2 separate regions of the Homo sapiens genome follow, and region 2 is linked to region 1. The links are chromatin loops, found by intact Hi-C in ENCODE. Cell type or tissue: gastrocnemius medialis. All regions are shown on one strand. Each heading gives the region's core, and the rest is flanking DNA. Links, peaks and the distances in the headings are about the cores only. Region 1 has its middle 37 kb from the start of SLC25A33. Region 2 overlaps SLC25A33 (solute carrier family 25 member 33).

What was found. Peaks named below come from ENCODE experiments on the same cell type or tissue, not always from the same donor. Only the 100,000 strongest peaks of a DNase experiment are listed, where the experiment ranks them.
Region 2: a loop joins it to region 1, with 8 times the contacts of the local background. A loop is called at or near these places in 10 of 110 quality-filtered maps.

The regions. Positions count from the first base shown.
Region 1 is chr1:9,494,425-9,509,627 of GRCh38, reverse strand. No RefSeq gene overlaps it. Among named protein-coding and RNA genes, the nearest start is that of SLC25A33, 37 kb to the left of the region's middle. In gastrocnemius medialis, for the core only: no CTCF peak of the experiment used is centred there; DNase peaks (open chromatin) are centred at 6,097 and 6,487; H3K4me3 peaks cover 2,154 bases; H3K27ac peaks cover 8,000 bases.
Region 2 is chr1:9,548,954-9,564,156 of GRCh38, reverse strand. SLC25A33 (solute carrier family 25 member 33) reads right to left here. Exons shown (of 7, transcript NM_032315.3): 2 at 10,352-10,531. Among named protein-coding and RNA genes, the nearest start is that of SLC25A33, 17 kb to the right of the region's middle. RefSeq lists a silencer at 8,540-8,740. In gastrocnemius medialis, for the core only: no CTCF peak of the experiment used is centred there; DNase peaks (open chromatin) are centred at 7,976, 8,586 and 8,916; H3K4me3 peaks cover 848 bases; H3K27ac peaks cover 8,000 bases.

The sequences.
Region 1 (15,203 bases), core at 2,994-10,993:
CCACAATAGGCCGTCTGCAAGCTGAGGAGTGAGGAAGCCGGTTTGAGTCCCCAAACCTCAAAAGTAGGGAAACCAACAGTGCAGCCTTCAATGTGTGACCGAAGGCCTGGGAGCCCCTGGCAAACCACTGGTGTAAGTCCAAGATCCCAAAAGCTGAAGAACTTGAAGTCTGATATTTGAGGGCAGGAAGCATCCAGCACGGGAGAAAGATGAAGGCAGAAGACTCAGCAAGTCTAGTCCTTCCACCTTCTTCTGGCTGCTTTATTCTGGCTGCTCTGACAGCTGATTAGATGGTGCTCACCCAGATTGAGGGTGGGTCTGCCTCTCCCAGTCCACTGACTCAAATGTTAATCTCCTTTGGCAACACCCTCACAGACGCACCCAGGAACAATACTTTTGCATCCAAATCCAATCAATTTGACACTCATTATTAACCATCACACCAAACAACATAACAATGCTAATGTCCATCTATTGATGAATGGAAAAATGAAACATAGTATATTACCACACAATGGAATATACATATAAAAAGGGATGAAGTACTGATACATGCTATGAAATGAATGAACCTTGAAAACATCATGGTAGGCCAGGCGCGGTGGCTCATGCCTGTAATTCCAGCACTTTGGGAGGCTGAGGCAGGCGGATCACGAGGTCAGGAGATCAAGACCATCCTGGCTAACATAGTGATATCCCGTCTCTACTAAAAATACAAAAAAAATTAGCTGGGCGTGGTGGCGGGTTCCTGTAGTCCCAGCTACTCCGGAGGCTGAGGCAGGAGAATGGCGTGAACCCAGGAGGCGCAGCTTGCCGTGAGCCGAGATTGCGCCACTGCACTCCAGCCTGGGCAACAGAGCAAGACTCCATCTCAAAAAAAAAAAAAAAAAAAAAAAAAAGCAAGTGAAAGAAGCCAGAGGATAAAGATCACGTAGTGTGTAATTCCATTTATAAGAGATTTGCAGAGTCGGGCGCAGTGGCTCACAACTATAATCCCAGCACTTTGGGAGGTCAAGGCGAGCAGATCACTTCAGGTCAGGAGTTTGAGACCAGTCTGGCCAACATGGTAAAACCTTGTCTCTATTAAAAATACAAAAATTAGCTGGGCATAGTGGCGGGCGCCTGTAATCCCAGCTACTTGGGAGGCTGAGGCAAGAGAATTGCTTGAACCCGAGAGGCAGAGGTTGCAGTGATCCGAGATCATGCCACTGCACTCCAGCCTGGGAGACAGAGTGAGACTCCATCTCAAAAAAAGAGATTTGCAGAGAAGGCAAATTCACAGAGACAGAAAGTTTAGGGTTGTCAGGAGCTGGGGAAGGGAGAATTGAGAGTAACAGCTAAGGGATATGGCTTCTTTTAGAGTGATGAAAATCTTCCAAAATTGATTGTGGTGATAGTTGCACAACTCTGTGAGTCTACTAAAAATCATACAATTTGTCCACTTTTTTCTTTTGTGGCATGGCCTGGCTCTGTCCCTTAGGCTGGAGTGTAGTGGTGCAATCTCAGCTCACTGCAACCTCTGCCTCCCGGGCTCAAGTCATCCTCTCATTTCAGCCTCCTGAGTAGCTGGGACTGCAGGCGTGCATCACCATGCACAGCCAATTTTTGTATTTTTTGTAGAGACAGGGTTTCACCAGGTTGCCCAGGCTGGTTTCGAACTCCTGAGCTCACGCAATCTGCCTTTCTCGACCTCCCAAAGTGCTGGCATTACAGGTGTGAGCCACTGCACCCAACCCAGCTGTACACTTTAAATGTATGAGTTGTATGGTATGTGAATGATAGCTTAATAAAGCTGTTACCAAAAACCTAATCACAACAAAACCCTTACTGATCGCTTTGAGACAGTATTTATTTAGATTCATAATACACATCAACGGGAGGTGTCACTGTGTGAATTCTCAGGGTGATTCAGAGTTATAGAGTCACTTTTGTGAAAACTCCAACTTGGGTCAAGCAGCTTCAGGCCAACACAGGACCAGCTGAAGAGGCTTATTCCAAGGGTGCATGTTCAAAGTCTGGATACCACATGGAACCAGGCTGTGGGGTGATGGAAACTGAGCAGGAATGAAAGGGAACAGGCAGGCCGGACGGGGTGGCTCACGCCTGTAATCCCAGCACTTTGGGAGGCTGGGACAGGTGGATCACTTGAGATCAGGAGTTTGAGACCAGCCTGGTCAACAGGATGAAACCCCATCTCTACTAAAAATACAAAAATTAGTTGGGTGCAGTTGCACACGCCTGTAGTCCCAGCTACTGGGGAGGCTGAGTCAGGAGAATCGCTTGAATCCAGGAGATGGAGGCTGCAGTGAGCCGAGATCTCACCACTGCATCCAGCCTGGGCGACACAGCAAGACTCCATCTTAAAAAAAAAAAAAAAAAAAAAAAAGAGGCCATGCACAAAGGAGAGCTAGTCACACTTGTTTCAGCCTTTAATTGTCATCTCTTTCCCCTCTAAGATACTAAAGCAAGATTGGAACCTGGGACAGTTTTGCAAGCGACAGAATTTTAACCTGGTCTGTGGGGCTGTTGTCCTGCCTTGGAGGGAGGCCAGTTTCTGATGCCAGATTGAATGTAGATGCGATTGCAGCTGCAGTTAGGAAACAGTAGTAAAGCACCCAAGGAAATCAGTTTATTTTCTCTTTTTTTTTTTTGAGATGGAGTTTCGCTCTGTTGCCGAGGCTGGAGTGCAATGGCGTGATCTCGGCTCACCACAACCTCTGCCTCCCGGGTTCAAGTGATTCTCCTGCCTCAGCCTCCTGAGTAGCTGGGATTACAGGCACCCCCCATCATGCTAATTTTTGTATTTTTAGTAAAGATGGGGTTTCACCATGTTAGCCAGGCAGGTCTCGACCTCCTGATCTCTGGTGATCCACCCGCGGCCTCCCAAAGTGCTGGGATTACAGGTGTGAGCCACTGCACCTGGCAGAAACCAGTTTCAGAAGTGAATCGAGAGGGACTGTCACATGCATCAGAGGAGCCCGTTCCAGGGGGACACCGTTAGTCCAGGTGGGTTTTCAGAGCAATTACAGAGAATTTGCTCTCCTTCAAGGTCCAGCATGCAGACCTGCAGGACTTACAGCCTCACGGACAAGCTCTCAGTGTCAGTGGCCACCGTGGACACGTGCTGCCCTTCTTGACCTTGCTGTCCCCGTGTGCCTCCCATGGGTGTGGAAGGAAATGGGTTTAGCTTCTCTTTCACTAGGAACTCACCTGGGCATTAGGCACTATAGTGGGTTGAACGGTGGCGCCCCAAATATATGTCCATCCAGAACCTGCGATTGTGACCGTATTTGAAAAAAGCGTCTGTGCAGATGTGATTAAGAACGTCTAGATGAGGCCGGGCGGGGTGGCTCACGCCTGTAATCACAGAACTCTGGGAGGCCGAGGTGGGCGGATCACCTGAGGTCAGGAGTTCGAGATTAGCCTGGCCAACATGGCGAAACCCCGTCCCTACTAAAAATACAAAAAATTAGCCAGGCGTGGTGGTGTGTGCCTGTAATCTCAGCTACATGGGAGGCTGATGCAGAAGAATTGCTTGAACTCGGGAGGCGGAGGTTGCAGTGAGCCGAGATCACACTATTGCACTCCAGCCTGGGTGACAGAGTGAAACCCTGTCTCAAAGGAAAAAGCAAAAAGAAAAAGAACCTCTAGTTGAGATCATTCTGGATGCCTGGTTGGACCCTAATTCCAATGACTGGTGTCCTTATAAAAAACAGAAGGGGAGACACAGATGCAGAGGAGACGGCCCTGGGAAGACAGAGGCAGAGGTTGGGTGACGCAGCCACAGGTGAAGTCACACCTGGAGCCTCCCAAAGCTGGAAGAAGCAGGGAAGGGTGCTGCCCCAGAGCCTTCGGAGACAGTGTGGCCCTGCCAACACCTTGATTTGAACTTCTGGCCTCTGAAACTGTGAGAGACTCAATTTCTGTTGTGTTAAGCCACCCAGTTTATGGCCATTTGTTACAGTAGCCACAGGAAATTAATACAGTTCTTCTGGGTCTCAGCACCTCATCAATAATGTATTGTCAAATAAAGCAGCGTTTACCACAGGCTGGGGACTATGTAGGTTAAGCCTTTTATCTATTTACACTGTCTAATCCTTGGAATAATCTGTAAGGTAGGTGCTGCTATATTCCGGTTTTGCCAGTGCAGGAGAGCGGCTCAGACTGGGTGAGTGTCCTGGCCGCAGAGGTGGCTGGTGGGGCCCTGCTGTGTGAGCAGGTGGGGCCTGCTGTGGCTCCCTCCTGGGCTCTTGCTCTTGGCCACCTGATACAGGAGCACAGAGAATGTAACATGTATAGCCACCGGCCAGGCCCTGTCCCTGAGATCTTCAATTCTGTGCACTGACTCGCACTCCAGGGGGGCCTGAGAGGCTGCGGGAGGATTAAAGGGTTACGTTCAAGCCTTCAGTGGCAAGGCCTGGAAATGATGCTGAAAGACTCTCGTGGCCCTGCCTGGAAAGACCTTTTTTTTTTTTTTTTTTTTTTTTTTTTTTAATTGAGATGGAGTCTCACTCTGTTGCCCAGGCTGGAATGCAGTGCTGCCATCTCGGCTCACTGCAACCTCCACCTCCCAGTTCAAGAGATTCTTCTGCCTCAGCCTCCTGAGTAGCTGGGATTGCAGGCATGTGCCACCACACCTGGCTAATTTTTGTATTTTTAATAGAGATGGCGTTTCACCTTGTTGGCCAAGCTGGTCTCGCACTCCTGACCTCAGGCGATCTGCCCACGTTGGTCTCCCAAAGTGCTGGGATTATAGGCGTGAGCCCCGGGCCCAGCCTGGAAGGACTTCTCTTGCAGCTCCTCTTCCTGCCCCCGCAGATCCCTACAGTAAGTACCCTGGATGGGAGAGAGATGCTTGGTGGCGATTGAGAGGTCAGCACTGGAAGTCATCCTGGAGACCCGGCCCCTCCTGGTACAGGTGTGGCATTGAGTGTGAATGGAAAGAAAATGTTGGCCCATGGCTTGATATGGGGGCATGGAAACAGGAGCGATGGTGGATGTTGAAGGCTTGGCAGTGCACAAACAGGGCTGCTTCGGAAGGGACCATGCGACAAACAGGGCCCGGGGTGTGGTGGGCTCACTGAGACCCCTGTGATGGGGAGGACCCAGCCTGGCCCTGCCCACAGCCACAGCCTCTAAGGACGGTGGTGCTTCTCCCCCCAGGCTGTCCACTTGCACCCCTCATGCCTCACCCTGGAACCCCAGAAGAAAGCAGCAGTGGTTGTTTAAATAATAAAAAATTTGGCCAGGTGCAGTGGCTCATGCCTGTAATCCCGGCACTTTGGGAGCCCGAGGTGGGTCGATCATTTGAGTGAATGAAAAAATCTCAAGAGTGAATTTTAGGTCAGGAGTTTGAGACCAGCCTGGACAACATAGTGAAACCCCATCTCTTCTAAAAATACACACAAAAAATTAGCTGGTTGTGGTGGTGCACACCTGTAATCCCAGCTACTAGGGAGGCTGAGGCAGAAGAATCGCTCAAACATGGGAGACATAGGTTGCAGTGAGTGGAGATTGCACCACTGCACTCCAGCCTGGGGGACAGAGTGAGACTTTGTCTTAAAAATAAAAAAATAGGCTGGGTGCGGTGGCTCACACCTGTAATTCCAGCACTTTGGAAGCCCGAGGCAGGTGGATCACCTGAGATCGGGAGTTCGAGACCAGCCTGACCAACATGGAGAAACCCTGGCTCTACTAAAAATGCAAAATTAGCCAGGTGTGGTGGTTCATGCCTGTAATCCCAGCTACTTGGGAGGCTGAGGCAGGAGAATTGCTTGAATCTGGGAGGTGGAGGTTGCGGTGAGCTAAGATTGTGCCACTGCACTCCAGCCTGGGCAACAAGAGTGGAACTCCATCTCAAAAAAATAAATAAAAAATAATAAAATTAAAAAAATACATAAAATAAAAACATTAATAATAAATAGGTGTGGGTCCTGGGGTGCAGGGCTCTGAGGAATGCTCATTCAAGGCAAGTGATCTTTAGCCCCGTGACCTTTCCAATGCCAGCTGGGGAGCTCATCCGCCTGTCCGGCCAGAACAAATGAAAAACAGGCACCCGGGAGTCACCTGAGCCACCACCCTGTGTTCCCTCCTCTTCTTGGAGTGAAATAACAGCCCGGCTGATGCCATGAGGTGAAACTAGGGCCCAGGAGCCGCCGGCCCCTCATGGGACAGACTGTACGGCCCAGGCTCCTCCGGGCCTGGCCAGCGTGGTTATTTATAAGCCCTGGCTGCCTCCAGTGTGCCTGGATCAGACTGGCTTGTTTGGGTCACCGGTGCCAAGTTTTTTCTTTCTTTTTCTTTTTTTCCAATAAGAATCTACGTCTGAGCATGGACGGAATCCCAGAATCAAATCACTGGATCAATACTTGGTCACCAAACACATTCGAGACCTCAAAAGCTCAAAGGTGAGGTTTTTCTTCCACCTTTCCTCTGGACAAATGCCTTGACCGTGGGAAGGAAACAGTGGAGCTCTGGGTTGGAGGGGGCGGTGCTCCCAAGAGCATCTCCCTAAAATTTGCCCCGATGGTGTCCTTTCTCAGAGATGGACATATCGAAACTTTTCTTTCTTTCTTTCTTCCTTCCCTCCCTCCTTCCTTCCTTCCTTCCTTCCTTCCTTCCTTCCTTCCTTCCTTCCTTCCTTCCCTCCCTCCCTCCCTCCCTCCCTTCTTTCTTTCTTTCTTTCTTCTTTCTCTCTTTTTTCTTCTTTTTCTTCTTTCTTTCCTTTTCTTCTTCTTTTTTTTTTTTTTTATGAGACAGGGTCTCACTTTGTCACCCAGGCTGGAGTGCAGTGGCACGATCATAGCTCACTGCAATATCCATCTCCCAGGGTAAAGCGACCCACTTGCCTCAGCCCCGAAGTAGGTGGGACTACAGGCATGTGCCACCATGCCTGGCTAATTTTTGTTTTTGTTGGTAGACATGGGGGTTTCACCATGTTGCCAAGGCTGGTCTTGAACTCCTGAACTCAAATGATCCTCCTGCCTCAGTCTCCCACAGTGCTGGTATTACAGGCATGAGCCACTGTGCCCAGCGGGAGTTTCATTTTTATTTGCAAAGTAGACTGAAGTCCCTGGAGAAAAGGCTTCAAAAACATATTTTATAGGACTTAGGGCTGTGCTGTGCTTTTCACAGGCCCTGGGTACTTTTTCTTTTGTGAGTACCTTCTCCATTAAAATTTTTTTAAAATTATATTTTATAGCCACATACGATTTTACAGATAAAATCCAAACTGGAGTCGTTATGATATGTATTTATGATTATATTCATATATATTTATTATATATTTATATATTTATTCATATATATTTATTATTATATTCATATTTTCCTCCTGATTTTATTTTTTATTTATTTTTATTTTTTTTGAGAGGGTGTCTCCCCCTGTCACCCAGGCTGGAGTGCAGTGGCGCCATCTCGGCTCACTGCAACCTCCACCTCCCGGGTTCAAGTGATTCTCCTGCGTCAGCCTCCCGAGTAGCTGGGATTACAGGTGTGTGCCACCATGCCCGGATAATTTTGTATTTTTAGTAGAGACCCACACCTGTTTACTATTAATTATTTTATTTTATTTTTGTGTTTTTAAATTTTATTTATTTATTTATTTTTTTGAGACGGAGTTCCACTCTTGTTGCCCAAGCTAGAGTGCAATGGCGCAATCTCGGCTCACTGCAACCTCTGCCTCCCGGATTCAAGCAATTCTCCTGCCTCAGCCTCCCAAGTAGCTGGGATTACAGGCATGCACCACCATGCCTGGCTAAAGAGAGGGGGTTTTGCTGTGTTGGCCAGGCTGGTCTCAAACTCCTGACCTCAAGTGATCTGCCCATCTCAGCCTCCCAAAATGCTGGGATTACAGGAGTGAGCTACTGTGCCTGGACATTTCCTCCTGATTTTATAAAGGAGTTGAAACATTTTCTCTGGGTCTAAATGTATCAGAGCCCCTGGGCCCAAATGCTGAGTCAGTCCTGGGGGTGCTGGTGTCACCCTCCCTTTGCTGTTTTATTTTTTAATCGTTTCTGCTATCAAGGTTTACCATGCTAAGTGATTTACATGCAAAATCGTGTCTCTTCCTTACAACAGGCTGTAGGGTAGGTACCCTTGCTACCTACTCTACCTACAGACAAAGACGCTGAGAAATCAGATAACTTGTCCAAGGTCATGGACAGCTGGGACTAGACCCATGGCTTGTCACACTCTACCAGCCTTATTCTTAACCTCTCTGCCTGATGCCTCTTGACCCACATTCGACTTTGAAAAAGTTTTCGCACTTGGTTCATCGGAAAAAGCCACACACAGCTGCCCGGAGGACTCTGTTAATCAGTAGCTGGTTGCTTCTGGCCCAGTGGGCAACATCAGAGGCAGAAAGTACAGTACAGAGAGAACCGCAGGCCAGCAGTTGCATCTGAACCCACGCTCTTCCTCCCAGCCCTTTCCCTTGTCTTGACTCACAACCTAGTGTCCTCAGTATCGCCCAGCACGTGAGGCAGCCGGTTCACTCCAGCCTTGACCAGGGCCATCGCGGGATCAGAGCCTCCTCTGTGAGAATTAGAAAACAGTATCTCTTCCTCAAGACCCTTGACTGCTAGGAAATTGACACCAAAAACATACAAATCTACAATGTCCAGTATGTAGGTGATGTGAATGGCTGTCTCTTCAGTGTGCAGTGTGTACACCCTGCGCACCTATACAAGGCAGCCCTGTCCAGGCCTCCAGACGTCCCAGTGCCACTGCCTGCTGTCATGGGGTTCTAATCTAAAGGGTGAGATGCCAGTCCCGGGAGAAGGCTAATGATGAAAGGTTCCAGGATAAAGGTTAATATACAAAAGTCAATTACTTTCCTAATGCCAGCAATAAAGTGGAATTTGAAAGTAAAAACATATTACCATTTACATTAGCATCCCTCAGAATTAAGGCCAGGCACAGTGGTTCACACCTGTAATCCCAGAGTTTGGGAAACTGAGGCAGGTGGATCACTTGAGGTCAGGAGTTTGAGACCAGCCTGGCCAACATGGTGAAACACCATCTCTACTAAAAATACAAAAATTAGCTGGGTGTGGTATGTGTGTCTGTAGTCCCAGCTACTTGGGAGGCTGAGGCACAAGAATCACTTGAACCCAGGAGGCAGAAGTTGTGGTGAGCCTAGTTCACGCCATGGCACTGCAGCCTGGGTGACAGGGAGAGAATCTGTCTCAAAAAAAGAAATGCCTAGGTATAAATCTCACAAAATATGTACAAGATCAGAGGAAAATGATAAAGCTCTGATGAAAGGAATCAAAGAACAACTAAATAAATAGAGAAATAATCCATGTTCATGGATAGGAGACTCAATATTGTGAACTGAGCCCAGTCAGTCAGTTCTTCCCAACTTTATATATAGATTCTCAGCATTTAACTTTGTGGATATCAACAAAACAATTCTAAAGTGTTTCTGGAGAAGCAAAAGACCCGGAATAGCCAACTCAATGAAGGAGAACACAGTCGAAGGACTGCACTACTTCAAGACCTACTCTTGGCCAGGCATGGTGGCTCATGCCTGTGATCCCAGCAATTTGGGAGGCCGAGGTGGGCAGATGACTTGAGGTCAGGAGTTTGAGACCAGTTGGCCAACATGGTGAAACCCCATCTCCACTAAAATTACAAAAATTAGCCAGGCGTGGTGGTGGGTGCCTGTAATCCCAGCTACTCGGGAGGCTGAGGCAGGAGAATTGCTTGAACCCAGGAGGCAGAAGTTACAATGAGCTGAGATGGTGCCACCTCACTGCAGCCTGGGCAACAGAGCAAAACTCTGTCTCAGGAAAAAAAAAAAAAAAAAGACTTACTCTAAAGCTACAGTAATCAATGCACTGTAGTATTGGTGAGAGAATAGAAAAATAGATCAATAGATCAATGGAATGGAATAGAGAGCCCATAAATTGACCCACATAAGTAGAGTCAACTGATCTTTGACAAAAGAGCAAAAGCAATACAATAGAGCAAAGATAGTCTTTTTTTTTTCTTTCTTTTTTTTTTTTTGAGATGGAGTCTCATTCTTGTTGCCCAGGCTGGAGTGCAATGGCGTGATTTGGGCTAGCCGCAACTTCCGCCTCCCGGGTTCAAGCGATTCTTGTGCCTCAGACTCCAGGGTAGCTGGGATTACAGGTGTGTGCCACCACACCAGGCTAATTTTGTATTTTTAGTAGAGACAAGGTTTCTCCATTTTGGTCAGGCTGGTCTTGAACTCCTGACCTCGGGTGATCCACCCACCTTGGCCTCCCAAAATGCTGGGATTACAGGCATGACCCACTGCACTTGGCCAGGATAGTCTTTTCAAGAAATGGTGCTGGAAAAAAAAAAATAGAAATGGTGCTGGAACAACTGGACTTCCACATGCCAAACAAAACAACAACAACAAAAAATCTAGATACAGACCTTACAGCCTTCACTAAAAGTCAATTCAAAATGGGCCATAGACCTAAATGTAAAACATAAGACAATCAAACTCCTAGAAGATAAATAAGAGATAATCTAGATGACCTTGTGTATGGTGAGGACTTTTCAGACGTAACACCAAAGGCATGATCCATAAAAACAAGAATTGATAGACTAGTTTCATTAAAATTAAAAACTTGTACTCTGTGTAAGTCACTGTCAAGAGAATGCAGAGACAAGCCATAACCTGGGAGAAAATATTTGCAAAAGACATATCTGATAAAAGATTGGGCTGGGAGTGGTGGTTCATTCCTGTAATCTCAGCACTTTGGGAGAGGCCAAGACAGGAGGATCGCTAGAGCCCAGGAGTTCAAGACCAGCCTGGGCAACATAGGGAGACCCTGTCTACAAACAGTGTTAAAATTAGCTGGGTGTGGTGGCACACACCTTTAGTCCCAGCTACTTGGGAAGCTGAGGTGGGAAGATTGCTTGAGTCAGGGAGGTTGAGGCTGCAGTAAGCTGTGATTTCACCACTGCACTCCAGCCTGGGCAACAGAATGAGACCCTGTCTCAAAAAACAAAAAACAAAATCCAACATACACACACACGATTGTTATTCAAAATATACAAATAAGCCGGCACGGTGGCTCACGCCTATAATTCCAACACTTTGGGAAGCCGAGGGGGACGTATCACTCGAGGCGAGGAGTTTGAGAACAGGCTGGCCAACATGGTGAAACCCTGTCTCTACTAAAAATACAAAATTTAGCTAGGCGTGATGGCGCATGCCTGTAATTCCAGCTTCTTGGGAAGTTGAGACTCAAGAATTGCTTGAACCTGGGAGGTAGAAGTTGCAGTGAGCTGAGATTGTGCCACTGCACTCCAGCCCGGGTAACAGAGCAAGACTGTCTCAAAACAACAACAACAACAAAAAACAAACAAAAAACCAAAATATACAAATAACTCAACAATAAGAAAATGAGCAACCTGATTTTAAAATGGAGCAAATGCCTGACCAACACCTCACCAAAGAAGATATGCAGAGGGCAAATAGGATATGAGAAGATGTTCGATATCATTTGTCATTAGAGAACTGCAAAGTAAAACAAAAAGGAAAGTACTGCATACCTATTAGAATGGCCGAAGTCGCTGGGCGCGGTGGCTCACGCCTGTAATCCCAGCACTTTGGGAGGCTGAGGCGTGTGGATCAGAACAGCCTGGCCAACATGGCGAAACCCCGTCTCTACTAAAAATACAAATATTAGCCAGGCATGGTGGCACACACCTGTAATCCCAGCTACTCGGGAGTCTGAGGCAGGAGAATTGCTTGAACTCGGGAGGCAGAGCTTGCAGTGAGCTGAGATTGTGCCACTGAACTCCAGCCTAGGTGACAGAGTGAGACTCCATCTCAAAAAAAAAAAAAAAAAAAAAAAAAAGAATAGCCAAAGTCCACAACACTGACAACACAAATGCCAGTGGGGATGTGGACCAACAGGAACCCTCATTCATTGCCGGTGGAAATGCAAAATGGCACAGCCACCTTGGAAGACAGTTTGGTAGTTTCTTACAAGACTAAACATACTCTTACTATACGATCCAGCTGATGAATTGAAAACTTACATCCACACAAAAAGCTGCACATGGATGTTTATGGCAGCTTTACTCCTAATTACCCAAACTTGGAAGTAACCAAGATGTCCTCCAGTAGGTGAACAGATAAATAATCTGTGGTCCCTGGGTGTGGTGGGTCACACCTGCAATTCCAGCACTTTGGGAGGCCGAGGCAGAAGGATCATTGGGCGCAAGAGTTTGAGACCAGCCTGGGCAACATAGGGACACCTTACAGATGTCAGGTGCTCAGTGGAGTTTTAGCTTAGGTCCAACTTGTGGTGGCTCCCGTGGATCCCTGAACCCATCCTGGGGTTATTTTCTGGTTCCAGGTTCGAAGTTGACATACTTAGCACCTGGCAGAATCCCCACACTGGTTCCCTACCTTGTGCGGTGAGGGCTGTTATGGTGGGAAAGGCCAAATGGAAACCATTAGCGTTGCCTCTGCCTGGGAAAATAGTACATCAAAAGCAACATTGCATCCCTGGGGTGGGGCTGCCGAGATTAGCACCACCATCAAGGACTTGGAGGAGGCGGGGGTGGTGACCCCCACCACATCCCCATTCAACTCTCCGATTTGGCCTGTGCAGAAGACAGATGGACTTTGGAAACTGATAGTGGATTATTGTAAACTTAACCAAGTGGCGACTCCAAAATTCACACATCTCTGGTCCCTGCTACTGCATGCAGCTGTTGATCTGACCAATGCCTTTCTCTTTATACCTGTCCATAAGGCCCAGCAGAAGCAGTTTGCATCCAGCTGGTAAGGCCGGCAATGCCCCTTGGCGGTCTGGGCTGATGGGTATATCAGCTCTCCAGCCCTATGTCACAGTTTAGTTCACAGTCATCTTGATCACCTTTCCCTTCCACAAATATCATGCTGGGGCTGGGCACGGTGGCTCACTCCTATAATCCTAGCACTTCAGGAGGCCGAGGCAGGAGGATCGCTTGAGCTCAGGAGTTTGCGATCAGCCTGGGCAACATAATGAGACATCATCTCTCTCTCTCTCTCTCTCTTTTTTTGAGATGGATTTTTTGCTCTTGTTGCCTAGGCTGGAGGGCAATGGTGCAATCTCGGCTCACTGCAACCTCCGCCTCCCAGGTTCAAGCAATTCTCCTGCTTCAGCCTCCTGAGTAGCTGGGATTACAGGCATGCGCCACCACACCCAGCTAATTTTTTGTATTTAGTAGAGACAGGGTTTCACTATGTTGGTCAGGCTGGTCTTGAACTCCTGACATCAAGTGATTCACCCGCCTTGGCATCCCAAAGTTCTGGGATTACAGGCATGAGCCACTGCGCCTGGGCCGACATCATCTCTATAAATTTTTTTTTTTTTAAATTAGCCAGGCATGATGGTGTGTGCCTGTGGTCCCAGCTACTTGGGTGGCTGAGGCAGGAGGATTGCTTCAGCCCAGGAGTTCAAGGTTGCAGTAAGCCATGATTGTGCCACTGAACTCCAGCCGGGGTGACGGAGTGAGACTCTGTTTCACAAACAAACAAAAAACACAAAGATCCCCAAAACGGTGGAACTTCAGACAGTGGAATATTACTTAGTGCTGAAAAGAAATGAGCTAGCAAGTCAAGAAAAGACAGAAGGAAGCTTGAGTGCGTATCACTAGTGAAAGAGGCCAGTCTGAAGAGCCTACATGCTGCATGATTCCAGCTATGTGACATTCTGCAAAAGACGACACTGTGGAGACAGTAAATAGTTCAGTGGTGGCCAGGGGTTGGGGGTGGTAGGGAGGGGTGAACAGGCAAAGAACACGGGATTTTTCGGGCAGTCTAACTATTCTTATGCCGCTACAATAGTAGATGCACGCCATAATGCATTTCACATTTGTCAAAGCCCGTAGAATGAACACTACCAGGAGTGAGCTCCGGTGTCAGCTCTGACTTTAGTGACAATGACGTGTCGACTGTAATGGAGGTACCACACTCTCCTGGGGGATTTTGGTTTCGGGGGAGGCTGTGTGCAGGGCGACTGAGAAGCAAGGGCGGGGGCAGTTGAGAGCCTGCCCCGGGCTTGCGTCCCGGCACCCTCACTATCCAGCTGGGGTAGTTGCCACCCCGCACCCGCAGTGCGGGTGAGGACCGAGGGGTAACAGTGCATGGCGCAGGGCGGGCGGCGCGGGGCGCATCCTCTTCCGAGGCCATCGCGGCCGCTTTCCCGCGCTTCCTGCCGGCGCTGCTGCGCCCCCTGGTGGCCGCACGAGGAGTGGCCGCTCTGGGGCGCTACTTGAGGCGGGGCTGCCCTCGCGTCCGCAGTGGCCACCCTTGCGGTGGGCACTGCGGTATGACCTACTAATCAAGGTCCCCAATGGTAGCCACGCTGAGTTTTCTCCCCGCCTGCTTTCTCGAGGGTCCTGAGCCACCATCCCCAGGACCAGATTGGGGGACCCTTGGTGGCCCCTCTGGAAGATGGTAGCCTAAAGCCCTTTACCCAGCCACTACCAACCTTACCCAGGACGAAGACCAAGCCCCTCCCCTCCCCGCTCTGCCCCTCCGGCTCTCCCAGGACACACCCCAAGCGGCGGAGAGAGGCAAACCTCCTCCCCCCGGAATGCCCACAGCAGCCCAGGGTAGCCCATCCACTCACTAAACCAGAGCTGCCAGGGTGGGGAATGCAGAGAGGCCCCCTCCCAGGACCCTCCCTCTATGAGCGAGAAGACCAGGGAAGGGCTCTGCCACCTGGTTTTTGAGGGAGGCTGAGTGTTAAGACACGCAGAGGTGATGCTAAAAGGAGAGGGTGCCAGGGTTTACCGGCCGCCTCCTTCTCTCCCAGCAACTCCAAATAAGAATTTTTATTTTTATTTAGAAAAAGTCGTACTTTGTTGCCCAAGCTGGCGTGCAGTGGCGTGATCTCAGCTCATTGCAACCTCTGCCTCCCGGATTCAAGCGATTCTGGTGCCTCAGCCTCCCCAGTACTTGAGATTACAGGCATGAGCCACCACACCCGGCTAATTTTTGTATTTTTAGTAGAGACGGGGTTTTGCCATGTTGCCCAGGCTGGTCTCAAACTCCTGAGCTCAGGCAATGTGCCTGCGTCGGCCTCCCAAAGTGCTGGGATTACAGGCGTGAGCTACCGCGCCTGGCTATCAAATAATAATTTCAAAAAATTAGCAAAGTATGTGTTTTAAGTTCTCAAGTTGATGGTTATAGTTTAATTCAGGAAGGAAGAAATTAGGAG
Region 2 (15,203 bases), core at 4,180-12,179, 53 kb before region 1:
TTGGTTAAATTTACTCTCTTCAATGGTTCAATTTCCATGGTATCCAGTAGAATTTACATTGTTATATAATGGTCTTCTCTAATTTAATCTCTTTTTCTTATGGAGGATTTCTCTTTACTAGTAGTACCATCCATTTGATAGCACTTAAGGTTGATCTAGCTCACAAATAATCATATGCTAGTCAAAAGTTAATAGAATGGCTGGGAGCAGTGGCTCACATCTGTAATCCTAGCACATTGGGAGGCCGAAGCGGGTGGATCACTTGAGGTCAGGGGTTCAAGACCAGCCTGGCAACATGGTGAAACCCCGTCTCTACTAAAAATACAAAAACTAGCCAGAAATCACTTGATCACAGGAGGCAAAGGCTGCAGTGAGCCCAGATCATGCCACTGTACTCCAGCCCGGGCAACAGAGCAGGACTCTGTCTCAGAAAGGAAAAAAAAAAAGTTAATAGAATGTTTTACTTTCATTATAACACACAGAAGGTATGATGAAAAGGTCTTTCACTTTATGGAAAAGATGTTCCTATAAAGTTAATAGTAAAGTAAATCCTGTCAATTCTATTTCTACCTCTTCCACTTTCTCCACAGGGAAAGTTTCCCAAATTAAGCTGGTTTTTGGTGCAAAAGAGGTACAGCTGACATTCTGGTCCACAGCATACTGGATAATGTTAAAGTTTCATCTATTTCCAGCTCTCCTTCCTCAGATCACTATGTAACTTTTCATGCTCTAGATTCTCTGAATGTATAAAGTAAATAGAATTTTGAATCTTAGCTTCTCTTCTCCTAATTTTTGGATGTTTAAAATAAAGAATATCTGTACCTTCAAGAGCTAGTAGTAGGCTAGCAATTAGATGAAAAAGAGTGGAAAGAAAAAAGTAAAACTATGTCTATTCACAGATGGCATGATCTTTTGTTGAAATACTAAAGAATCGGCCGGGCGCGGTGGCTCATGCCTGTAATCCCAACACTCTGGGAGGCCGAGGCGGGCGGATCACGAGGTCAGGAGATCGAGACCGTCCTGGCTAACACAGTGAAACCCCATCTCTACTAAAAATACAAACAAAAAAAACTAGCCAGGCGTGGTAGTGGGCGCCTGTAGTCCCAGCTACTCGGGAGGCTGAAGCAGGAGAATGGCGTGAACCCAGGAGGTGGAGCTTGCAGTGAGCCGAGATTGCGCCACTGCACTCCAGCCTGGGTGACAGAGCGAGATTCTGCCTCAAAAAAAAAAAAAAAAAGCTATTATTTTAAAAAGTAGTAAGTCAGACCTTAGTTCAATTTATATAATTTTTTTTTTTTTTTTGAAACGGAGTTTTTGCTCTTGTTGCCCAGGCTGGAGTGCAATGGCGCGATCTTGGCTCACCACAACCTCTGCCTCCCAGGTTCAAGTGATTCTCCTGCCTCAGTCTCCAAGTAGCTGGGATTACAGGCACCCGCCACTACGCCCAGCTAATTTTGTATTTTTAGTAGAGACAGGGTTTCTCCATGTTGGTCAGGTTGGTTTCGAACTCCCTACCTCAAGTGATCTGCCCACCTCGGCCTCCCAAAGTGTTGAGATTACAGGCATGAGCCACTGTGCCTGGCCCATTTATATAATTCAATTACATAAAAATATTATGCAGAGACAGTAGTCTTATTTTCTAATCAAATCATTTTCCTTACTGACAGGTGTTAAGCCCAGGCCCTTTTAAGTGATCCCATACAACCTCTGCCTCCTGGGTTCAAGCAATTCTGCTGCCTCAGCCTCCTGAGTAGATGAGATTATAGACAACAGCCACCACGTCCTGCTAATTTTTTTTTTTTTTTTTTTGAGATGGAGTCTTGCTCTGTCAGCCAGGCTGGAGTGCAGTGGCTGCATCTCGGCTCACTGCAGCCTCCGCCTCCCAGGCTCAAGTGATTCTCCTTCCTCAGCCTCCTGGATAGCTGGGATTACAGGTGTACACCACCATACCTGGCTAATTTTTGTATTTTTAGTAGAGATGGGGTTTCACCATGTTGGCCAGGCTGGTCTTGAACTCCTGACTTCAGGTGATCCGCCCACCTCAGCCTCCCAAAGTGCTGGGATTGCAGGCGTGAAACACGAATATTGCCCCTTTTTTTTTTTTTTTGAGACGGAGTCTTGCTCTGTCGCCAGGCGAGTGCAGTGGCATGATCTCGGCTCACTGCAACCTCCACCTCCCGGGTTCAAACAGTATTGCTCTTTTAAGGGTTCAAGCAGTATTGCTCTTTTAAACGATCGAGCTGTCTGAACTAAAACCTCTCTCAAGTAACACCCTGAAGTGGCCTATACTTTATAATATAGCACATAATCAAGATTTTCAAACGCTAAGTGTATCAAGAAATTGTGTAAAGTTTAGATCCTCTCTGTGGTCCCCATTAATGTACCCTGTTCAGCTTCAGGAGTCATTTAAACACAATTAAGGGAATCTCTGGCTCCAGGAAGCTTGAAGCCGCTCATCCATAATGCAGTAGGGAACTCGTGTCCTCAAGTGACTCAGGCCTGTTAAGAACTTAAGAAAGGCGGTCTCCATAGTTACACATAATAACAGTTGGCAAAAAGCCAAATCTGTTACATAATCCAAACTTCTAACCTAGCTTGATGTTTACAAAACTTTTCTGGAACAATTAAGATCCTACTATAAATGGTACATTTCAGCTGCAAAATCAAGCCCAGAAGGATCCAGACTCATTTTCCCACAGTCACAAACTTTCATTTAGGAAAAAAATGGAAAAAAAAAATCAGGGTCTTGTTTGGAGCATTTTATTCTCTTCACTGTTTTATATCATAATATGCATAGCACAGACTAATCCAAGACAAATGTCTCATCTGAACACTGTGGTTCCTAAAAGATAAGATAGGAGATCACTAACACGTTACTTTTCAATGAAAAAGGCACTTGAAAAAACAAAAAGAGGGCTGCGCGCGGTGGCTCACGCCTGTAATCCCAGCACTTTGGGAGGCCGAAGCGGGCGGATCACAAGGCCAGGAGATGGAGTCCATCCTGGCTAATACCGCTGAAACCCCGTCTCTACTAAAAATACAAAAAAAATTAGCCGGGCGTGGTGACGGGTCCCAGCTACTCAGGAGGCTGAGGCAGGAGAATCGCTTGAATCCGGGAGACAGAGGTTGCAGTGAGCAGAGATGGTGCCACTGCACTCCAGCCTGGGCGACAGAGCAAGACTCTGCCTCAAAAAAAAAAAAAAAAAGAATGTGTCTCAGCAGTTTAAATAGTAAGAACTTTGCTGGAAAATATTAAGCCAGAAGATTTTTATTTTTTTTAAAAGCAAATACCTGAAATACATATACTATTTATTACTCTGGCACATTTAATAGCAGATACCTGAATCTGTTAACATATTGCCTTTTTGCTTTTTAAGTAACTATTAAAAAAAAAAAGATAGGTTCGAGATAGGTTCTTCAATAGAGAATTTTTTTCTTTAACAGAATACTTTTCTTTAACAGAATAGAGAATATTTTTTTCTCTGAATTTTGAAAATAAACTTTCTATAAACAAATTCTGTTCTCTGACAAGTCTTTTAAAGTAGTATTCCCCAAATGAGTAAGACTATTAATAAGCAGACAACTTTTTTTTTGAGATGGAGTCTTGCTCTGTTACCCAGACAGGAGTGCAGTGGCACGATCTCGGCTCACTGCAACCTCCGCCTCCGGGGTTCATGCCATTCTCCTGCCTCAACCTCCCGAGTAGCCGGGATTACAGGCGCCCACCGCCACACCTGGCTAATTTTTTGTATTTTTAGTAGAGATAGGGTTTCACCGTGTTAGCCAGGATAGTCTCTATCTCCTGACCTCGTGATCCGCCCGCCTCGGCCACAAGCAGACAACTTTTAAACGAATGACCATGTTATTTGCATGGGTTTTTTTTCTTTTCTCTTTTTTTTTTTTTTGAGATGGAGTCTCGCTCTGCTGCCCAGGCTGGAAGGCAGTGGCGTGATCTCGGCTCACTGCAACCTCCGCCTCCCAGGTTCAAGTGATTCTCTTGCCTCACCCTCCCGAGAAGCTGGGATTACAGGCACGTGCTGCCATGTCCGGCTGGTTTTTGTATTTTTAGTAGAGACGAGGTTTCGCCATGTTGGCCAGGTTGGTCTCTAACTCCTGACCTAAGGTGATCCACCTGCCTTGGCCTCCCAAAGTGCTGGGATTACAAGGGTGAGCCACTGCGCCCAGCCTTGTATGGTTTTTGAATAACAAAGTGTCTTCCAAAAATGTCAACAGGAAACTAACACGGGCTTTGTAGATAAGACAAAAGCCTGTACCCTTGTTCTTGTTTGATCACTTACTAGATAAAGACCCTCTCTGTAAACCATCGTCACCGCCGTTAGCTTAGGGATGGTTAATGAAGAAACAGAAAGCTGTACAATAATCCAGGTGAGAGAGGATGGTGGCTTCAACCCACATGGTAGCAGCCTGAAAAGGAGCCACCCTCTGTTAAGCCCCCCTAAAGCTTCCTAAGTTGGTATATTGTTTTTATGTAAGTCCTGAGTTACAGACTCTGCCTTTAGAACTTATTAACAGGAAAAGATACAAATTTCCCCCGAAGAGTATGCTTTCTTCACATGAGAATTATGTAATAGGATATTCCCCCCCACCTTTTTTTTTTGCCTCTATTAAGAGATAAAAGACTTTAAGGTTAAAAAAAAACAAAACCTTGTGTTTAAAAGCAGAGAGTAGCTATTATAATGACAGCAGCTTTTATTATTTACACGGAGGGAGGGTGTTAAGCCCTTTATATGCAATATCTTCCTGACATGCCAAAACTCATGCATTCAATTTGTATGGAATGCTTGCTATGTGACAGGCAACATTCTCGATGCTTGGGGACGATTTCAGTAATTAAAAGAAACCAAAGTCACTACCTCCAAAGAAGTCCCATTGGAGGGGGTGGTGAAGAGGGAGAAAAGAATAGAAATAAGTAAACTACACTGTATGTTGATGGACGTAAGTGCTACGGATAAAAATATAAAGCAGGAAGGCGGGCTGGAGTGTTGCGGAGAGTTTGCTTTTAAATAGCATGGTCACTATAGGGTCTTCCTGCAAGGTGATGACAGCGGACGTCAGCCGTGCAGACAATGTCTACTGCAAACACCCTGCGGTGGGAAATGTTCCTGGCCTTTTAAAGGAACAAAAAGGAGGCTGGAGAGGCAAAGGGGAAAATAGGAGATGAAAAGTCAGAAGTAATGGGAAGGGTGAGAATCGTGTAGAACCTAGTAGGCCACAGGGATAGCTGTAGCTCTTACCCAGAGGGAGACAGCAACTCTGAGCAGAGGATCTGAGCAGAGGGTTCTCTGGGTGCTCTGCTGAGATCAGACTGAGGGTAGAGGGCAGCAAGCTTTCAAGCCAGAGCAGTCAGGAAGTGAATGCACCAATATAGGTGAGATACGGTGGCTTCCATCAGGACAGTGGTGGAGGAAGTAGTGAGAAGGGGTAAGATTCTGTATTTATTTTGAAGGTAGACTTGATAGGATTTGCTGCAGGGCTGAGAAATAAGATCCAAGGATGACTATGAAGCTTGAGATCTGTGTAGCTGGAAAGATGGAGCTGCCTCTAACAGAGACAGGGAAGACTCTGGGAGCAGTAGGTTTTGTGGAGTTCTGTTTTGCTCATGTTACTCTTGGATGGCTAATAAACATCCAAGCTGTCAAACAGGCAGCCGGATGGAGCGTGTGAGGCTCAGAGCAGAAAGGCTGCCAGCTTACAGATGGTATTTACAGCCATGAAACTAAGTGCGCCCACAGGAGTGGCAGTAGCTAGAGAAGGCCAGGGTCTGGGCCCTGGACCCTCCAACAGCCAGAGGTTGTAAGGCTGCAGCACAGCAAAGGAAACAGAAGCAATAGCCACGGAGGCAGAAGGGTGCAGTCCTAGGAGTCTCTGAGCTGGGAACTGCTGCTGCCTTCGCGGAGAAGCAGCAGAGGCTCAGCCTTGTGTCTGGGGCTTGTTCATTTCTTACTTTACTTTAGCGGCTTCAAGTCTTTCTTAGAAGCAAGGTGGATATACATTGAACATGACTTTGGGCATGTCACTTAGCCCTTAACCTGCATGTCCTCTTCTCTAAAATAGAGGTAACGTCACGCCTGAGTACTCATCTGCTAAGGTTGTGCAAAATCAATGAAATACTACCACGTAAAAGGAGTTTTCTTCGTAAGTGTATACACCTACTATGTACCCACAATTTTTTAAAAGTAGTCCTTTACTTGAAAGTTATTAAATAGTTGTGTGAGAGAATCTTTCTTTTTTTTGACACAGGGTCTTATTCCATTGCCCAGGCTGGAGTACAGTGGCACAATCACAGCTCACTGCAGCCTTGATCTCCTGGGCTCAAGGACATCCTGTCTTACGTAAATTGTGCCTAAAAGTGCTAAATGTGTGGTTTTTGCAATAGAGCACCTGCATTTTATTACGTCTTTTTCTAACATTTCCCAAATACATTTTTACAATGATAAGTAGCTTTCCTGATAAATGTGTCTTGAACACACTCTTGCCCAAGAATCCGTTTGAGAGATCTGAATATCATGCTCAGTTATATTCAACTCCTAAGTTCAGCCTCCTGAGTAGCTGGGATTATAGGTGCACGCCAACATGCCCGGCTAATTTTTTGTATTTTTTGTAGAGATGGGATTTCGCCACATTGCCCAGGCTGGTCTCAAACTCCTGGGCTCAGCTCAAGCAATCCATTTGCATTGGCCCTTCAAAGTGCTAGGAATACAGGCATGAGCCACCGTGCCCAGCCCAGAATTTTAAAAATATATAATAAAGCTGAGGAAATAAAGCTTAAATAAAATAGCTCTTGGGTGAAAAGTGCCACTTTACAAACACCTTTCTGACAAAACATTATAACTAAAATTTTACTTACTAACGCCATTGTTTATATTTTGATGTCAATAAAATAAACTGATTTAAAAGTATTCATGCCGAGCACAGTGGCTCACGCCTGTAATCCCAGCACTTTGGGAGGCCAAGGCGGGCAGATCACCTGAGGTTGGGAGTTTGAGACCCGCCTGACCAACATGGAGAATCCCTGTCTCTAATAAAAATACAAAATTAGCCGGGCGTGGTAGCACATTCCTGTAATCCCAGCTACTTGGGAGGCTGAGGAAGGAGAATCGCTTGAACCTGGGAGGCGGAGGTTGTGCCGAGATCACGCCATTGCACTCCAGCCTGGGCAACAAGAGTGAAACTCTGTCTCAAAAAAACCCAAAATTAATTAATTAATTAAAGTATTCATATATAAGTGATGGCTCATTATTGTGTAGCTGTGGCTGTATTAACCAATGAAGCCGGTGGGACTGTAATGAAAATAGTTTGTCTTTTGTGTGGTGTGGAAGTTGTTCCTGTATTAAAACATGGAGTGGCCTTTTTCCTTTGATTTAAATTTTACTAAACAATTGCCCTAATTGAGGGGAGGGAACAGATACACACAGACACACAGACACACACACAGACACACACACACACACACAGACACAGACACACACACAATCTCTTATGGGGGGGGCTGGATTTACTGGAGATTAGAAAGCCATAAGAATCCAAAATGTTCTAAAATCAGAAACTTTTTGAGTGACAACATGATGCTGAAAGAAATGCCCATTGGAGCATTTTGTATTTCTGGACTGGGGATGCTGAACTGGTATGATGAAGCAAATATTCCAAAATCCGAAATCTGCATTGCTTCTGGTCCCAAGCATTTCAGATAAGGGACACTCAACCCACATATCCTGTAAAACCTAAAATGGAGAAACATTCCCATTTACCTTCCAGGTTGGCCCTATTGACACCCACACTTTTGGGTAACAGTTCCCCAGTTACAGTAAATCCAAATTCACTAGTCATGATTATTTGGCAAGAGGAAATTCATTTTGAATGTTACTGAAGTAACATTACCTGTCTTCAGTTTCCTTATGTCCAAAGCACTGCATGTTCCTTAGAAGAAAGGTGTCACCCGGGACACTGGCACCGCCTAAGCATGTGAAAAGGCAAAGCAGGAGGAGTGTTCTCACAGTCCCATCTTGATGGGGGCCATGGACTCGGATCTGTCCTGAGAGCAAAGTGTCCCTCCACATCTCTGTGCTTCTGTCCCTCCTGTACCCACCCCCAACTTTCCTGCCCAGTGTCTCCACTCCTTTTCTTAGCATTTAATTTAAAAACCTGATTCTCACCCAGACACAGTGGCTCATGCCCATAATCCCAGTACTTCGGGAGGCCAAGGCAGGCAGATCTCCTGAGGTCAGGAGTTCAAGGCCAGCCTGGCCAACATGGTAAAACTCTGTCTCTACCAAAAATACAAAAATTAGCCAGGCATCGTGGTGCATGCCTGTGATCCCAGCTACTCGGGAAGCTGAGGCAGAAGAATCGCTTGAACCGAGGAGGCAGAGGTCTCAGTGAGCAGAGATCGTACCACTGCACTCCAGCTTGGGTGACAGAGTGAGAATCTGTCTCAAAAAAGAAAACAAACAAACAAACAAAAACCCCAATTTCTCCTGGAGTCTTGGACACCAATCTCCCTGTTCCCTCGCTGGGCTTCTGATGCTCTCACTTGTCCCTGGCATCTGGTCTTGCTGTTCAGTTTCGCTCAGTAAGCTCAGATGTACCTTTGCACACATTTGGCATGAATGCCCCAGTGACTCATAGTTGGGTTTTACAAATAAAACATACCTAAAAATAAACTAAGCACTCTCCAACTCATCCTGCCTTATCTAAATTGTGCCTAAAAGTGCTAAATGTGGCTGGGTGCGGTGGCTCACGCCTGTAATCCCAACACTTTGGGAGGTCAAGGTGGGCGGATCACGAGGTCAGGAAATCGAGACCATCCTGGCTAACATGGTGAAACCCCGTCTCTACTAAAAATACAAAAAAATTAGCTGGGTGTGATGGCGGGCACCTGCAGTCCCAGCTACTCAGGAGGCTGAGGCAGGAGAATGGCGTGAACCCAGGAGGCGGAGCTTGCAGTAAGTGGAGATCGCACCACTGCACTCCAGCCTGGGCGACAGAGTGAGACTCCATCTCAAAAAAAAAAAAAAAAAAAAAAAAAGTGCTAAATGCGTTGTTTTTAAAACAGAGCATCTCCATTTTATTACTTCTTTTTCTAACATTTCCCAAATAAATCTCTACACTGATAGCTTTCTTGATGAATGTCTTTCTTGAACATACTCTTGCCCAAGAATCAGTTTCAAAGATTTGAATATCATGCTCAGTTAAATTCAACTATTAATTATAGAGCATCTCAAAGTACAAGGTCCTGAGCTAAAAATCAGATATTCAATCAGTTCTCTTCTGAATTTGATTTTACCTTATGCATAGACTGATAAGCCAAATTTGACTTAAGAATATTTGGCTACTTTATAAGCAAATGAATTATTTTTTCTACAGTAAAAATAATAAAATGGGCAGGTAGCTCAGGTATAAAACAAATTTTAAAGCCCATTTTATTAAACATAACTTTTCTACACATTTAAAAATATTTCCCAATAAAAAGCAAAAAAAAAGCTGGTGTGGTGGCTCACGCCTGTAATCCCAGCACTTTGGGAGGCTGAGGCAGGCGGATCACCTGAGGTTGGGAGTTTGGGACCAGCCTGGCCAACATGGAGAAACTCCATCTCTATGAAAAATACAAAATTAGCCGGGCATGGTGGCGCATGTCTGTAATCCCAGCTACTCAGGAGGCTGAGGCAGGAGAATCGCTTGAATCCAGGAGGCAGAGGTTGCGGTGAGCTGAGATTGTGCCATTGCACTCCAGTTTGGGCAACGAGAGCAAAACTCCAGCTCAAAAACAAACAAACAAACAAACATTTTGTTTCTTTTAAAAATATTCACGGCTGGGAGCGGTGGCTCACGCCTGTAATACCAGCACTTTGGGAGGCCAAGGTGGGCAGATCACCTGCAGCGAGCCAAGATCGCACCATTGCACTCCAGCTTGGGTGACAGAGCGAGATTCTTCTGTCTCAAAAAAAGTAAATAAATAAAATAAAATAAAATATTCACAACTCTTCTGTTGTGCAATTTTTAAAATTTTACTCTATCACCTCTTATCTTCATTTCCCTCAAAAGCTTTGAGCAAGAGCAATGATGTGATGCAACAATTTACACGTGGATTTTTGGTTTGCTTTGCTAGGTTTACTTTAACTGCCCTGGATGATGGTCACATGTACACTGGGACCCCCCGCTGCCAGGGGAGCAAGGTCAGAGCTCAAAGGTATTGGTAAAGAAATCTAATTCTTAAGTTAGGACCAAGGCTATGCAAACAGAACATCACATTTGATAAGCTTGATGAACATTCTCTGTTGACAGTGGCGGTACAGGGTGTGCAGGTGGCAGGAGCAGACAAGACTGAACTTACTTCAGAACCTGAAAGAGTCCAGGTGTCACGGATGTTGGTCTCACCATTCCAGCTCCACTAATGGTCCCCAGATGAACCTGAGGATAGTAGACTGTCCGGAGAGCTAATCTTGAAGACTGCAACCGTGTCTTAATGACTTCTAGTGGACAAGTGAAAATAGCACCAACTGTGCCTCCACACCTGTAAGGGAAACCAAAGCAGATCAGAGAAGCTATACTATTCCCTACACAATGGAATGCTAAGCTTAGCTTTTCTCTCTTTAAAACTAGAACGTGCCGGGCGCGGTGGCTCACGCCTGTAATCCCAGCACTTTGGGAGGCTGAGGTGGGTGGATCACGAGGTCAGCAGATCGAGACCATCCTGGCTAACACAGTGAAACCCTGTCTCTACTAAAAATACAAAAAAAGAAAAAAATTAGCTGGGCGTGGTGGCAGGCGCCTGTAGTCCCAGCTACTCGGGAGGCTGAGGCAGGAGAATGGCGTGAACCCAGGAGGCAGAGGCTGCAGTGAGCCGATTGTGCCACTGCACTCCAGCCTGAGTGACAGAGCAAGACTCCGTCTCAAACAAAAAAAAAACCCAAAAAAAAAAAAAAAAAAAAAAAACAAAACTAGAACACAATAAAGGTTAATAAAATTAGTTGAACCTCAGCACTTTGGGAGGCCGAGGCAGGTGGATCACCTGAGGTCAGGAGTTCGAGACCAGCCAGGCCAACAAGGCAAAACCCCATCTCTACTAAAAATACAAAAATTAGCCGGGCATGGTGGTGCATGCCTGTAATCCCAGCTACTCAGGAGGCTGAGGCAGAGGTTGCAGTGAGCGGAGATCTTGCCATTGCACTCCAGCCTGGGCAACAGAGCAAGACTCCATCTCAAAAAAAAAAAAAAAAAAAAAAAAAGTTGAAATCCCAGAGCTAAAGGGTAACTACTATTCCCACGTTAGCACATCCTTTGGGGCTTTCCATTCTTGGCATTTTCACCTAACCCCTTCCCAGTATCTAGGTATTCTGAGTGCCCTTTTATGGCAAATTATGCACCTGCTTCATCATTTCCAATGGCTTCATACTATCTCTGCCTTATCGATTGATAAGATATTAACCAATTTCCTACTGTTGGACATTCATGTAATTTCCAATTTCACTACCATGCTGCAATGAATACTCTAGAAAAGTATTTCTGCACATTCAAACAAAATAGTTCATTCAGGTGAAGATACTATTTTGAAAATCAATATTTACTCCAATACAGACCCTTCTTAAAATTTGATTAATTACTTTCGGCCAGGCACTGTGGCTCACACTTGTAATACTACCACTCTGGGAGGCTGAGGCAGGTGGATTACTTGAGGCCAGGAGTTCGAGACCAGCCTGGCCAACAGGGTGAAACCCAATCTCTACTAAAAAAAAAAAATACAAAAATTAGCCAGGTGTAGTGGCACATGCCTGTAATGCCTGTAATTCCAGCTACTGGGGAGGCTGAGGCAGGAGAATAGCTTGAATGCAGGAGGCAGAGGTTGCAGTGAGCCAAGATTGTGTCACTGCACTCCAGCCTGGGTGACAGAGCAAGACTGTCTTAAAAAAAAAAATCTGATTAATCACCTTCAACAATGAAGTCCTTGTGTTTCCCTCATTCACAACTAATCAGTTAATCCTGTGTTTTCATTACTCACACTGTCTCTCTGGATCAGGGTTCCCCTAAGCCAATCATTTGAGTATTACCCTTATATTCATATCGAGATATTACCTGAATTACTATTTAAATATTTTTCTTCAAGGCAACTCACTTATTTATCCTAAAATACCTACTTCCATCATCTCTTAAACAATTCTACCAATGAAATAACATGTTCGATGGGCTAGTTATAATTAACAATGTCAAGGGCCATAGACACATCCTCACCCATGCCTACCAATGACACAGGCCTCACTCTGGAAAACATCGCTCTATAATCTGATGAGTTCCTCAAGATTCAGACCTGGGGCCTTACTTATCTTTCCATCCCTGGCATCAGGGCTCAACAAGTTCCTAAACAGTGTTTACTAAGCAAAGGAATTATTCAATTGAGATTTCAACGAAAATGTCTTCCAAGGTTTCTAAGTATTTGAAAAAAAAAAGTCTTTCTCATTAGACTGGGAGCTCCTTGGAGAAAAGCTGTTTGTACATTCTTGCAACTAGAGCGTAGCAGGCACCTGGCATAAAATAGGTGGGTCAATAAAAATGATAGAGCACCAGCATCTCCGCCTGGGAAAGGCAACGACAGGAAGGAAAAACAGGCCTGGACATATAGAATGTTTATGCAGCTTCCCTACTCCACTAGAGGCAAATGTTGGAAATCTAGAAGCAAACCTAGTACCTAACGCACACTCTGAAAGTAACGAATGAAGTAAAATCCCCATGAGGGATTATTTTATTTTATTTATTTACCTATTGATTTTTGGGGGACAGTTTCACTCTGTCACCCAGGCTGGGAGTGCAGTGGTGCGATTTCAGTTCACTGCAACCTCTGCCTCCTGGATTCAAGCAATTGTCATGCCTCAGCCTCCTGAGTAGTTGGGACTACAGGTCCCAGCTGTATTTTTTTGTATTTTTAGTAGAGATGGGCTTTCACTATGTTGGCCAGGCTGGTCTTCAACTCCTGACCTCAAGTGATCCACCTGCCTTGGCCTCCCAAAGTGCTGGGATTACAGGCGTGAGCCACGCACCTGGCCTATTTTTATTTTTAATCAAGTTGTGGGCCTAGCTTAATACTGGTTTGTGTAATTTGCTCCAAGCACTAGAATATATCTAAAGAAAATAGGCTATAATAAGGAATATTTTTAAAAAGATAGAAGTGGCCAGGTGTGACAGCTCATGCCTGTAATCCTAGCACTTTAGGAGGCCGAGATGGGTGGACCACTTGAGCTCAGGAGTTGGAGACCAGCCTGGCCAACAGGTCAAAACCCTGTCTCTACCAAGAATACACATTAAAAAATTAGCTGGGTGTGGTGATGTGCGCCTGTAGTCCCGATACTCGAGAGGCTGACGTGGGAGGATGGCTTAAGACCAGGAGGCAGAGGTTGCAGTGGGCTGAGATCACACCACTGCCCTCCAGCCTGGGTGACAAAGCCAAGACTCAGTCTCAATAATTAATTAATTAATTAATTAATAAAAATAAAAATGATAGACGTAAAAACTTTCTAACCCATGTCTATTCATACAAAATACTCCTACCTGTCATAATAACCACATGCCTAAAAAGTATAACATTTAAAGATACTGAGAAACTTACCAGCTACGTAGTAAAATAAAGAAATATCTGAAATCTATTTGTGTTCGATAACGTAACTCCAAATCATTGAAAAAGAGCTTCTGGGTAAATCCTTTCATCAGAAAGCCAGTAAGTTCAAATACCATACAGGTCAACCACCTTTGCTTTGTCCCTAAGTAAACTGCACTCATTACTTTGGCCAACTGTCATCCAAGTCTATGCCACTGATCAAAGGATGGTGTGTTCGTCCAAAAAAGCAAATGCCCTAGTAACAGCGAATCAGTGACCTCTTTCAAGGTGGCAGGCCACACTCACTTTTTTTTTTTTTTTTAAAGAGAGAAGGTCTTCCTCTGTTACCCAGGCTGGAGTCCTGTCTCTACAAAAACAAAAACAAATTAGTCAGGCATGGTGGTGTACACCTGTAGTCCCAGCTACTTAGGAGGATCACCTGAACCCAAGGAGGTCAAGGCTGCAGTGAGGTGAGATGACACTACTGTACTTCAGCCTGGGTGAGACCCCGTCTCAAAAAAAAAAAAAAAAAAAAAAAAAAATATATATATATATATGTATAGAAAAAATATATATACATATATAGAAATATATATATAAAGATACATATATAGAAATATATATATATATATGTTGGGCGTGGCGGCTCACACCTGTAATCCCAGCACTCTGGGAGGCTGAGGTGGGCAGATTACTTGAGGTAAGGAGTTCTAGAGACCAGCCTGACCAACGTGCTGAAACCCTGTCTCCACTAAAAATACAAAAATTAGCTGGGTGTGGTGGCGGGTGCCTGTAATCCCAGGTACTCAGGAGGCTGAGGCAGGAGAATCCCTTGAATCTGGGAGGCGGAGGTTACAGTGAGCCGATCTCGCATAACTGCACTCCAGCCTGAGCGACAGAGCAAGACTCTGTATCAAAAAAAAAAAAAAAAAGGTTTGTGATGTACTGGAGGCCTTGGTGAATGTTTTTTCATTGTAGATGGCATTCAACCTACTATGAGCCCCAACACTGGGAACTCCCATTGATCCCACCATCAGTTCATCCCCCCCGTTGATCCCACCATCAGTTCCTCCCCGCCATTGATCCCATCAGCAGTTCATCCCCCGCATTGATCCCACCATCAGTTCATCCCCCCCCATTGATCCCACCATCAGTTCATCTCCCCCATTGATCCCACCATCAGTTCATCCCCCCCATTGATCCCACCAACAGTTCATCCCCCCCATTGATCCCACCAGCAGTTCATCCCCACATCTCTTTTCTGCCTTGCTTGCCCTGGGGAGCTTGCAGGCAGAACTAGGTGCCTTTCCTTCCTCTGGTCCCCATGCTCCTTGACATCAAGCCAATGGGACCGCTAGGAGTTAACAAGATTGGCTCAAAGTGGGAGTCACTGAGTGTCCTTCCCAAGCATACCACCCAGTCCCTTCTCATCCTGCTGGCTTGGGCCAATGCACCAGCCTCTCACTTGTAGGAGGCATCTGGCCGCAGAGCAAGCTACCAGTCTCCCTGCCTTACAAGCTCTCTCAATCTGTAGCCCAGACCTACTAGGGGCCGGGGACAGAGTTGGGGACAATAATAGTAAAATCCTCTCTGCCCACAC